3 separate regions of the Homo sapiens genome follow, and all the other regions are linked to region 2. Evidence: chromatin loops called from intact Hi-C (ENCODE). Cell type or tissue: endothelial cell of umbilical vein. All regions are shown on one strand.

The links. Peaks named below come from ENCODE experiments on the same cell type or tissue, not always from the same donor. Only the 100,000 strongest peaks of a DNase experiment are listed, where the experiment ranks them.
Region 1: a loop joins it to region 2, with 2.9 times the contacts of the local background. A loop is called at or near these places in 5 of 110 quality-filtered maps.
Region 3: a loop joins it to region 2, with 15 times the contacts of the local background. A loop is called at or near these places in 9 of 110 quality-filtered maps.

Annotation. Positions count from the first base shown.
Region 1 is chr14:38,720,278-38,724,277 of GRCh38, reverse strand. No RefSeq gene overlaps it. Among named protein-coding and RNA genes, the nearest start is that of LINC00639, 190 kb to the left of the region's middle. In endothelial cell of umbilical vein, a CTCF peak has its summit at 2,256 (motif pointing left); a DNase peak (open chromatin) is centred at 2,247.
Region 2 is chr14:37,901,312-37,905,311 of GRCh38, reverse strand. LINC00517 (long intergenic non-protein coding RNA 517) reads left to right here and starts at 3,188. Exons shown (of 2, transcript NR_135286.1): 1 at 3,188-3,296. In endothelial cell of umbilical vein, a CTCF peak has its summit at 1,539; a DNase peak (open chromatin) is centred at 1,541; H3K27me3 peaks cover 898 bases.
Region 3 is chr14:38,599,057-38,603,056 of GRCh38, reverse strand. No RefSeq gene overlaps it. Among named protein-coding and RNA genes, the nearest start is that of LINC00639, 320 kb to the left of the region's middle. In endothelial cell of umbilical vein, a CTCF peak has its summit at 2,267; a DNase peak (open chromatin) is centred at 2,276.

The sequences.
Region 1 (4,000 bases), 820 kb before region 2:
TTCCTAGTAATAGGAAGAGCTTGTTAAAGTTTCAGGTTAGATTAGTTCTCTGAGGGTGGAGCCTGTTATGGATAGTCTACGTCAACCTGTCATGTTCTGCTGCCCAAACGTGGTAAATTCTCGCATTGGAATGTAGAACTGAAAAACGGTGCCATAAATAACAATTCCAGGCTGTCAGCATGGAGTGATCACTGCTCCCACCCTCCCGGTTCTACTCTTATTCTAAAGGCCAAAAAAGTTCTGAGAGTATTTATGTTCTATTCAGATTAACTAATTGAGATTTTGGCCTTTTTCTCTAGTTGCCTGTTCCTTTACTCAAAATTAATTTGTTACAAGGCACAGTGAGTTAATTAGTATGATTAGCTCCGTTATCTTCATGCTTGCATTTTTAAGGACTTTAAAGTCAAGGTACTGTTTCACAGATGATTATTTGCAGACAGTTAATTCTTGAGTTATTGTCTTGGGATGGCCGTTATCATATTAGCATGCCTTTTACATTTCTTGATTTTTAAAGAAACATCTCATTTTTATATTCCATTTTAGAACTTTCATTGTCAGTAAATATTACCAATGAGCTTCCGTTCTGTCAACAACATTTTCGTGTCACGTATTTTCAAAATATGAGATTTCAAATTCCAAAATGATTTGTTTCTATAAGTTTAGGGAAGTGGTGGTAGTAAGCATTTCATTAATAAAGTTGTTATAATGAGTACTCAATGTGTATTCAAAGTGTACCTGTTGATAATTTGAAGCAGAACAAAAGAGGGGGAAAAGAAAAAGAATGTACCACTAGGTGCCACTCTGATCTTAAAGCTTGAACCAATGAATGACAATTGCAACAATGACAGTGGTGGTGACATCAATAGACACTTTATGATAAAATGGAGGTAGTTTTTGTGACTATAATATTCTAAATTTAGGACATGAAATTTTAAGCTTGATGAGGATTTTGTCTGAAAATGACTTTTTTCAGATGCTTTGCAAATACTTTGTATTAGTTGATATTACTAAATCATTTATGAAATTAGCAAATGTGGAAGTATTGCTGACTTTTATAAAGGAGAAAGGTGTGGTTTGATGATCCTAGGATAGAGAGTCATCAATTTAGCATTGATATCAACTTTCACTATCATAGTAATAAAGCTATTGAACTATTCTTCTCTGGCTTGGTTATCCAGAAGAGATATCTCTTTCTCAGGAGTGTCATAAAAGACACTTGGTTAAAGTGTGAATAGTGTTCTGATTACAGTAATTGTTAAATATTATTATGTAAAGCGAGGTAATGATAGTAAAAATAAATGAAATGCATGAATGAAGCAGTTACCTGGTGATCAAACTACAAATAAAACATCAGTCCTATGTGGTGATTAAAAATTCTCTCTTCATAGAATATTTCCAAATAAAGAAGTCAAAGACAGTTTTCCTGAATTGTTGATATTTGACTTTCAATACAGTTACTGGTTCACAAAAAACCACTTAATTACCAGACTAATCTAATTGACCTAGGATAGCAGTGAGAGAGCTGTAAGGGGCTCTCTCTTCTTCACCTAGAAGACTTTACTGAACAAAGTCTAGGAGATCCTTGAAATTGTTAGCAAAGCATAAAGATATATACATATGTGTAGGTTCAGCAATATACATGTATCTCATTGGAACTTCAAAGACACTCATCAAAAAAGGGTTATATCCACTCTTCTAGGGTATTTGATAGTGGCAATGGCTAACATCACATCCAAGGGCTTGGTTGAAGGTAAAAATCAGTGCGAACGAACATCAAAAGCAACTTTCAGTGGGAAAAGTAACAAAGTGTCAACCTGAGGTCTCAACAGGAACTTTGGTTGTCATATGTAAAGCAATAAAGGCATTCCTTAGGACAACCTATACACATATGAGGGCCAAGAATTTTTTGTTTGTTTAGGTTTTTAAGCTCTGTTTTAAAAATCACATCTTCCCTCAAGTGCTGCAAACATAAAATCATTCCTGTCCTTTTACTCTCAAAATTGTGGTCCCTTTCTCTCTACCTTTCCCGAAACCAAAGGCCTGTGTGTGACCTTTGAACGAACTCACCCAACCTAGCAAAGTCATGATGCATTATTCCATGATGGGTGGGCCAGTGGGAGGGCTACCATTACAGAATACTTTCTCTTGGACTAGAAAGGTTTCCTAGGAGAATGAAGACAGAAGTTAAGTATATTGAAGAACTGGCAGAATTCATGCACTCAGTTAAAATGAAGAGACACTGCCTCCTGGAGGCCTGTATTGGGATAGCCGTGGTACAGTGTGAGGAAATGAGTAGTTTACACTCCCAGCCTAGATGGAATCAAAGCTTATTCCAGCCATGGCTGAGAGTGTGTCTGGAGACATAGCTAACAGAGAATTTATATTTTCTGACTGACAGTGAAAAATGAATGTTTTCACACCGTGGTAACTAAAATTTGGGGCAGTCATCTTTATTCACATTTGAATAAAACACCGATTCATGACAGGCTTCAGGTTGCTTAGTCAATCAGTTACGCGGCCAAAACTGCTGCGTCTGAGTCTCTTCCTCTCTGCTGGGCAGTTCCTTTTGGTTGTTTTTATTAGGTCTCAGTGTTACCTCTCGTGTGTTTTTCTTCTGTTATGTGCTCCAACAGGACAGAATTATTAGATCTGTACTGTCTTTGTAACCTAATTATTTTCCTGTCTCACATACTGCATTGATATATCCAGGTTTCCAAACATATGTATAGTTACAATTACACTGTGAATTTAAACTACTTAAGTCATATTATTTTAATCTACCAAAGATTTGAAATATTAATAACAACAGCACATGAAGATTATATTTTGGATTCTAATTTAAGAGAGTATACCTGTGATGGTTAATACTGAGTGTCAACTTGATTGAATTGAAGGATTCAATCATGGATTAAATTATTGATCCTGGGTGTGTCTGTGAGGGTGTTGCCAAAGGAGATTAACATTTGAGTCAGTGGGCCGAGAAAGGCAGACCCACCCTTAATCTGGGTGGGCACAATCTAATTAGCTGCCAGCACAGCTAGAATATAAGCAGGCAGAAAAATCTGAAAAGAGAGACTGGCCTAGCCTCCCAGCCTACATCTTTCTCCCAGGCTGGGTGCTTCCTGTCCTCAAACATCGAACTCCAAGTTCTTCAGTTTGGGAACTCAGACTGGCTCTTTTTGCTCCTCAGCCCACAGACGGCCTATTGTGAGACCTTGTGATCATGTGAATTAATACTTAATAAACTCCCCTTTATATATATGTCTATTCCATTAATTTTGTCCCTGTAGAGAACCCTAATATAGTACCCACTTAGACTATTAAATAATTAGTCATCTTAAGGAAAAGAAAATAGCAACACATACTTAAATTGCATTGTACTGTTCTAAGCACTTCACATATATTTATTGATTTTTATCACCATAACAGACCTTATGAAAGAGATACTATGCAATAATATAATTTATATATAATCTGATCTTATTCTAAAAAAAGAGAAGCAAATACCTAGACATGTATTTGGAAATAGTACCTTTAGTTTGGGCTGCTGTGTTTCTTATCTGGAGTCTTGACTTAAGGCCCCTGGATTTGCAACTGTCAGCTAACAGCTGACAACTCTCACCTGGTATGTCAGTCAGATCCAGAAAATAACAATAATTTGCAAATAGCTCTTTAAAAACTCAGGCTTTTAGGACACAAAATTCCTCACCTGGAATGGCATTTGTCTGATGAGTAAGGAGAGATGACTTGAGAAGCTTAATGAGAAAAAATGTGTTGAGTCCAAAAGTAAATATAATAAGTTCTCAAAGAAAAATCAACCTTGTAGTAAATGGTCTTAGAAATGTCTAATGTGCATCACAGGATAACCTGTTTAAAAAATGTGACATATGCAATGGATTCCCAAAAGGTTTGTATGCACATATGGAGAGAGAATGGCCATATGGGATGAAGAGGGAGGGGATGTAGGTAGTGAAGGCTCGGACTCAGGAGGCTAACAGTG
Region 2 (4,000 bases):
TTCATCTCTCTTTAATAGACTGAGTTACTAAAGAGTGAGTTCAAACTCCAATCTCCTTAATTTTTACCTTGATAGACTTTCTGTTCTCCCCTTTCAGTATTGTCGGTACCACATTATTTTTATCACCAATATGATGGATAAAGGGAACACTTTTCCTGACTTGAATACAGACAGGGTATATATCATGTTTCTAACTGTGTTCTTACTTGTGCAGAAGAGCAGGGCTAAAAAGCTAGAAGCCCAAAAGAGAGTTGCTAACACTTTGATGACCTGTTTACTTTCTCATGTCATCAATTATCATGGACAGTAAATCAATTGTTCTGATTGGTTTCCTACAGCACGGCATAGAATGCATTTCTTTATATATTTAGATACTGTCATTGATCATTACTCTTTAATTAGTATTGTATGGCCAGTCTCCAGCACCCAGTAAATTAGCAATGCTTCGAAAGTCAACTAGAATTCAATCTTCCTCTGTCTGTTGTTTTAAATTATTAATTCACTTACTTAACTAACATCACTAACATTTACTAACCTTTAAGCACTGTTCTAGGCTTTGTGGTCATTACATCATAATCATTCATCATCACTTTCATGATAAAATAGGAACGAATATTGTTTGAGCTAGTGTTTTACTAAATGCTGCATAAAAAGCACAATAAAATGGCATAGAGATCTACACTGGGAGGCTGAGGCTGGTGAAATGCTTAAGCCCAGGAGTTCTAGACCAGCCTGGGCAACATAATGAAACCCCATCTCTACCAACAAAATAAAAATAAAAAAAAATAAGTTGCCAGGTGTGGTGGCGCACACCTGTAGTCCCAGCTACTTGGGAGCCTGAGGCACGAGAATCACTTGAACCTGGCAGGTGGAGATTGCAGTGAGCTGAGATCACGCCACTGCACTCCAACCTGGGGGACAGAGTACGACCCTGCCTCAAAAAAAAAAAAAAAAAAAAAAGGTAAAGAAAAGGCATACAGACCTAAAAGTAGGGATAAGTGCTTCCATTTGAAAATACTAAGAAAGTTTTCATAGAGGACTAAGAGAACTTAGTATCCAAGCTTCTTTGTAAAAGTAAGTAGGTTTTAAACAGATAACATTGGAGGGTGAAGGAAGAATATTCCTAATAAATGAGATAGCATGGAAAAGTATACAAATATCCAAACAGTGACAAACAGCACAATATGACTAAGGTGTGTGGTGTACTTAAAGACAGATTTCTTCTTTATCAAAAGAAACAGTTTCGGAAATGTAGATTTGAAATAAGTCAGAGATTGCTCAGAATGACAACCTAAAAGACTTGGATTTTCCTTAGCAATCTTTCCAGTAAATAAAATAAACTTCGACATTTTATTTACTTAAAAAATTCCAACTGAAGATTTGCCAGTTTTTTCTGTCTGAATTTCTTATCTAAAGCAAAAAATTCAAAATCTACATATTTAATGTGTTACAGTATCAATCAGGTGATTTTTAAAAATAAATTGAAATTATTTTACTTTATTGCTTACATTATGTGTTAGACAGCGACACCTCATGGTAAAATATTATTTTACAGCCAAGTGTATGATCGAGGAAGAACACAGACGAAAGCCCGCGAATGGCGTCAGAAGAGTTTTCTCAGCATAGAGATTGCCCAGGATTATAGCAAGGGGTGTGATGGACTTAGCTAAGGGCAGTAAAAGAGATGGCAGGAGATTGGGAGGGACCCAACATTTCCTGAGGGAATTACTAAGTTCCAACACAGCATCAGTATTCGGAACTCTCCATGCCCATGTTCCCTGCATCTGCCAGACAATGACAAGCTCAAAATATTTCTAAGAGTAGCGTAAGAGTGAAAAATGCACATCTAGAATTTGGTTCCTGCAGGTCCCTGGGTATTAATGCATGCATACCAACAAGATAAACTCCAAATGTCTAAATGTTTGGACACCACCCATAAATGATGAAAATTTATAAGAACTGTCTTACATATATTCTTGAAGTCTTTCAAAAAACAGAGGTAATATGGCACAGTGTTATAAAAACACTTTCATTCCCATGAGGCTACTGTTCTGGTCACCACCAGTTCAAAGGCCACTGCATCATCTGTCTACAGATGGTCGTGGCTTTGTGCTAGAGGTATCTTCTCTTTTGATTACATCTTGAGAATAGAGTAGGTAATAATCCGGGCTAGGATAGTGGGGACAAACTGATTCTATTGACAAGGTTGAGTCTCTCTCATGCTCACACAACAACTCCAATAATGTTCAAAGCATACATTCTCTTGCCCACCAACCATCTACAATTGGCAAACTCAGAAAGAAAATGTTCAGTTGTTTCAATGAAAAGGGAACTTATTTCTCATTTAGGCTCTAGCTGTGTTTAATATGAAGACCTGTCTTCACTCTACATGACTGGAACTCCAACCTTTAGTGCAATGTATCTTGGACTTGAGGAGAAAACATGAAAGTCAATGCAAAACATCTCTGTCATTTAGTCTTCCACTCACATTTTCAAGTACTACTAGTACTAATAACCCTGTTTGCTTACATGATTCTAACTGGGTACATTTCACTTCAACTTTTAGCTCAGCATTGTAATTTTAGCTCTTCTTCGTGGATCAGACCACATAACAACTCCGAATCATGTTTTTATTATGACAAAAGTTTGTGGATAAAATTCACTTTGCTAAATGACATTAATTTAACACGATGTATTGAATATCTGCTATGTGCCCATTACAGAACTAGGTTCAAGGCAAAGGCCAACAGAAAATAAGCATACTTAGTTTCCAACATCAAATGTGTGTTTTTCCTCTACATTTGCATCCAAAGAAAATACTCTTATGCACATCAGGTTTAATCTCTTAGCTTGACTTACGCTAAATTTATATTATATAGAGACTAAAATATGCTTTCAAAATTTTCAATTTCTATTCTTGTCTGTTTTGTAATCTCCCAAGAACATCTGGAAGCTGGGGAAAACATCAGAGCAAGTGAAGAATGTTCAAATATACAGGGACCATCCAGAGACATGTGGCCTGCACGTTGATGAGCAATGTGAACTGAATTACTGTTGTATCTGGAGGAATTCCATAAAAGAGAGTAATCAGTCTATTTGGATCCCAACTGCCTTTTCCTGTCCCCAAAGGGCGGGAACTAGTGTGGGTGGAAAAACCCAATGCATCCCAAGGCAGTCCTGCCTTCTAAAGCGCCCGCCAGGACAGGCTCCTGGTGGGTTGTAAGGAGAACGGCAGGAAGAAGTGCTCCCAGGAAGCTGCCTAGCCACCGCCACCACCACAGGGTTCCATCCAACTGGTAGGAAACATGCCCTCTTGGCAAGACATATCCTAAAGAGACTGATTCTCCTTCTGTCTCTCCTGTTTTCTCCACTTCTAGCAGAACAATGTTCCCAGTGAGAATCATGAAAAGATAGTGATGTCTTTTTCTCCATAAGTTTGTTTATTTCCTTTAGCATGAATCCAAGCCCAGTTTAATTCTCTAAAACCACAGCTGGTCAACATCCCTCATAAAATTAAATAATAAACAGCTATATGAAGTGCATACTGCATGACTGTCACACATCTACAAGAACTTTTCAAACTTTCTTGGCCACTTTGTGGTGTGTGAAATATCTATAAGCAACAGATAGTGTAATATTTTCTGAACTCAATCTGAAGTTTTCTGTTATTTGATTGATGATTTTAGACCATTCATATCTTACATGAAAAGAGATGCACATGCCTTGCCATTTCATCTGATTTTAGGTTTACTATTCCTTATTCTTTATTGTTATTTCCTCTTTTCTATTTTCTTACGTTGGCTGACTTGGTCACATTTTTTTCATTCCCTTGCCTTCATCACCCCTCCACCTCCATCTCTACCTCCACTAATTGGAAACTTAAGCTGTGTTTATTAATCTTGCTGATAATTGGATCTGTATTGCTCTATTAATGTGTCTAAATTAAAATAATATAATTATGCCCTGCCACCTGAATATTTTGCTTTATCACTCCCTTCCC
Region 3 (4,000 bases), 700 kb before region 2:
TATTTTTTCAGAAGAAGAATACATGGAAGATAAACACTTCATTGGTAGTTTGTTTATGTATAAAATTCTTGATTTAAAGTCATTTTATCTCAGAATTTTTAAGACATTTTCCCACTGTTTTTAACATTTATTGTTGCTTATGAGAAGACTAACATTATTATGTCTTTGGTTTGGCTGTACATACAGGAAATCTTCCTTCTGTTTTCTAGGAAAATTAGCACCAGATCAGTCCACTTATTATAATCCATTTAAAATGGATTATTGGGATGCTATTTTCTGATAAGAATAAATGATACCATGCTATGACATCTTCTAAGTTTATATTTCACTTTCCAACACAATCATAAAGATAATAACTTTTATAAAAATATTTCAAGACTTTTACCAAGGGCCTATCTTAAATCCTTTGATTGTTGAATGATTCTTCTTTGAAGACCCGTTCTTGTCATTTTTTTTCTGGTTGATTTTCTTCTCCTTCATCCTTAATTGACCTGCCTCTGCTAATCCTCATTTAGCTAACTTTGTTGGTGACTTAAAAGGTTACCAACACTTTTATCTACTCTATGAAATCTTACATCTTTTCAAGTTTTGCAATTTTACTTTGAAATAAAGTTGTGTTATGTATTTATCACACATTTATTAAGATAGGGTTGGGGTATTTGAGTGAGTCAGGATTAATTTTACAAGTTCATTAATGAATACTTTTGAGGCATGACTGCTTCCCTACGCAATTTCATGGCTATAAGAATTCAGATAATGGGGCATGGCTGTCAAGATGGCTGAATAGGAACAGCTACAGTCTGCAGCTCCCAGTGAGGTCAATGCAGAAGGTGCGTGATTTCTGCATTTCCAACTGAGGTACGTGGCTCATCTCATTGGGACTGGTTAGACAGTGGGTGCAGCCCACGGAGGGCGAGCCGAAGCAGGGTGGGGTATTCCCTCACCCAGGAAGCACAAGAGGTTGGGGGACTCCCTCCCCTAGCCAAGGGAAGCCATGAGGTATGTGCTGTGAGGAACAGTGCACTCTGGCCCAGATACTATGCTTTTCCCATGGTCTTCATAACCCGCAGAGCAGGAGATTCCCTCAGGTGCCTACGCCACCAGGACCCTGGGTTTCAAGTACAAAACCAGGCAGCCCTTTGGGCAGACATCAAGCTAGCTGCGGGAGTTTTTTTTTTTTTTTTTTTTTTCCATACCCCAGTGGTGCCTGGAACGCCAGCAAGACAGAACCATTCACTCCCCTGGAAAGAGGGCTGAGGCCATGGAACCAAGTGGTCTAGTTCAGTGGATCCCACCCTCACGGAGCCCAGCAAGCTAAGATCCACTGGCTTGAAACTCTTGCTGCCAGCACAGCAGTCTGAAGTCGACCTGGGATGCTCCAGCTTAGTGTGGGGAGGGGCATCTGCCATTACTGAGGCCTAAGTAGGTGGTTTCCCCTTCACAGTTTAAAAAAAGCTGCCAGGAAGTTCGAACTGGGTGGAGCCCACTGCAGCCTGGCACAGCCGCTGTAGCCAGATTTCCTCTCTAGATTCCTCCTTTCTGAGCAGGGCATCTCTGAAAGAAAGGCAGCAGTTCCAGTGAGGGACTTATGGATAAAACTCCCATCTCCCTGGGACAGAGGACCTGGGGGAAGGGGCAGCTGTGGGCAGAGATTCAGCAGACTTAAATGTTCCTGCCTGCCAGCTCTGAAGAGAGCAGTGGATCTCCCAGCACAGCACTCAAGCTCTGCTAAAGGACAGACTGCCTCCTCAAGTGGTGCCCTGACCCCCATGCCTACTGACTGGGAGATACCTCCCAGCGGGGGTTGACAGACACTGCATACAGGAGAGCTCCAGCTGGCACCTGGCAGGTGCACCTCAGGGACGAAGCTTCCAGAGGAAGGAACAGGCAGCAATCATTGCTGTTCTGCAGCCTCCACTGGTGATACCCAGGCAAACAGGGTCTGGAGTGGACCTCCAGCAAACAGCAGCAGACCTGCAGAAGAGGGGCCTGGTTGTTAGAAGGAAAACTAAAAACCAGAAAAGAATAGCATCAACATCAACAAAAAAGATGTCCACACAGAAACCTCATCTGAAACTCATCAACATCAAAGACCAAAGGTAGATGAATCCGTGAAGATGAGGAAGAACTAGCACAAAAAGGCTGAAAATTCCAAAAACCAGAATGCCTTTGTGATCCAAAGGATCACAACTCCTCACCAGCAAGGGAGCAAAACTGGATGGAAAAATGAGATAGATGAATTGACAGAAGTAGGCTTCAGAAGGGTAGGTAATAACAAAATCCTCCTAAAGGAGGAGCTAAAGGAGCATGTTCTAACCCAAGGCAAGGAAGCTAACAACCTTGAAAGAAGGTTAGACAAATTGCTAACTAGAATAAACAGTTTAGAGAAGAACATAAATGACCTGATGGAGCTGAAAAACACAGCACGAGAACTTTGTGAAGCATACAGAAGTATCAATAGCTGAATCAATCAAGTGGAAAAAAGGATATCAGAGATTGAAGATCAACTTAATGAAATAAAGTGTGAAGACTAAATTAGAGAAAAAACAGTGAAAAGGAACAAACAAAGCCTCCAAGAAATATGGGACTATGTGAAAAGACCAAATCTATGTTTGACTGGTGTACCTGAAAGTGATGGGGAGAATGGAACCAAGTTGGAAAACACTCTTCAGGATATTATCCAGGAGAACTTCCCCAACCTAGGAAGACAGGCCAGCATGCAAATTCAGGAAATACAGAGAACACCACAAAAATATTTCTTGAGAAGAGCAACCCCAAGTCACATAATCGTCAGATTCACCAAGGTTGAAATGAAGAAAAAAATGTTAAGGGCAGCCAGAGAGAAAGGTTAGGTTACCCACAAAGGGAAGCCCATCAGACTAACAGCAGATTTCTCTGCAGAAACCCTACAAGCCAGAAGAGAGAGGGGAAAAATATTCAACATTCTTAAAGAAAAGAATTTCAACCCAGAATTTCATATCCAGCCAAACTAAGCTTCATAAGCAAAGGAGAAATAAAATCCTTTACAGACAAACAAATGCGAGAGATTTGGTCACCACCAGGCCTGCCTAACAAGAGCTTCTGAAGGAATCACTAAATATGGAAAGAAAAAAAACTAGTATCAGCCACTGCAAAAACAAACCAAATTGTAAAGACCATTGACACTATGAAGAAACTGCATCAACTAACAGGCAAAATAACCAGCTAGCATCATAATGACAGGATCAAATTCACACATAACAATATTAACCTTAAATGTAAATGGGCTAAATGCCACCAATTAAAAGACACAGACTGGCAAATTGGATAAAGAGTCAAAACCCATTTGTGTGCTATATTCAGGAGACCCATCTCACGTGCAAAGACACACATAGGCTCAAAATAAAGGGATGGAGGAAGATTTATTTTCCAAGCAAATGGAAAAAAAAAAGGGTTGCAATCCTAGTCTCTGATATAACAGACTTTAAACCAACAAAGATAAAAAAAGACAAAGAGGGACATTACATAATGGTGAAGGGATCAATGCAACAAGAAGAGCTAACTATCCAATATATATGCACCCAATACAGGAGCACCCAGATTCATAAAGCAAGTTCTTAGAGACCTGCAGAGAGACTTAGACTCCCACACAGTAATAGTGGGAGATTTTAACACCCCACTGTCAATATTAGATCAATGAGACAGAAAATTAACAAAGATATTCAGGATTTGAACTCAGCTCTGGACCAAGCGGACCTAATAGACATCTACAGAACTCTCAACCCCAAATCAACAGAATACACATGCTTCTCAGCACCACATAGCACTTTTTCTAAAATTGACCACATAATTGGAAGTAAAACACTCCTCAGCAAATGCAAGAAAATGGAAATTATAACAGTTTCTCAGATCACAGTGCAATCAAATTAGGATTAAGAAACTCACTCAAAACCACAAGTACACAGAAACTGAACAACCTGCTCCTGAATGACTACTGGGTAAATAACAAAAGTAAGGGAGA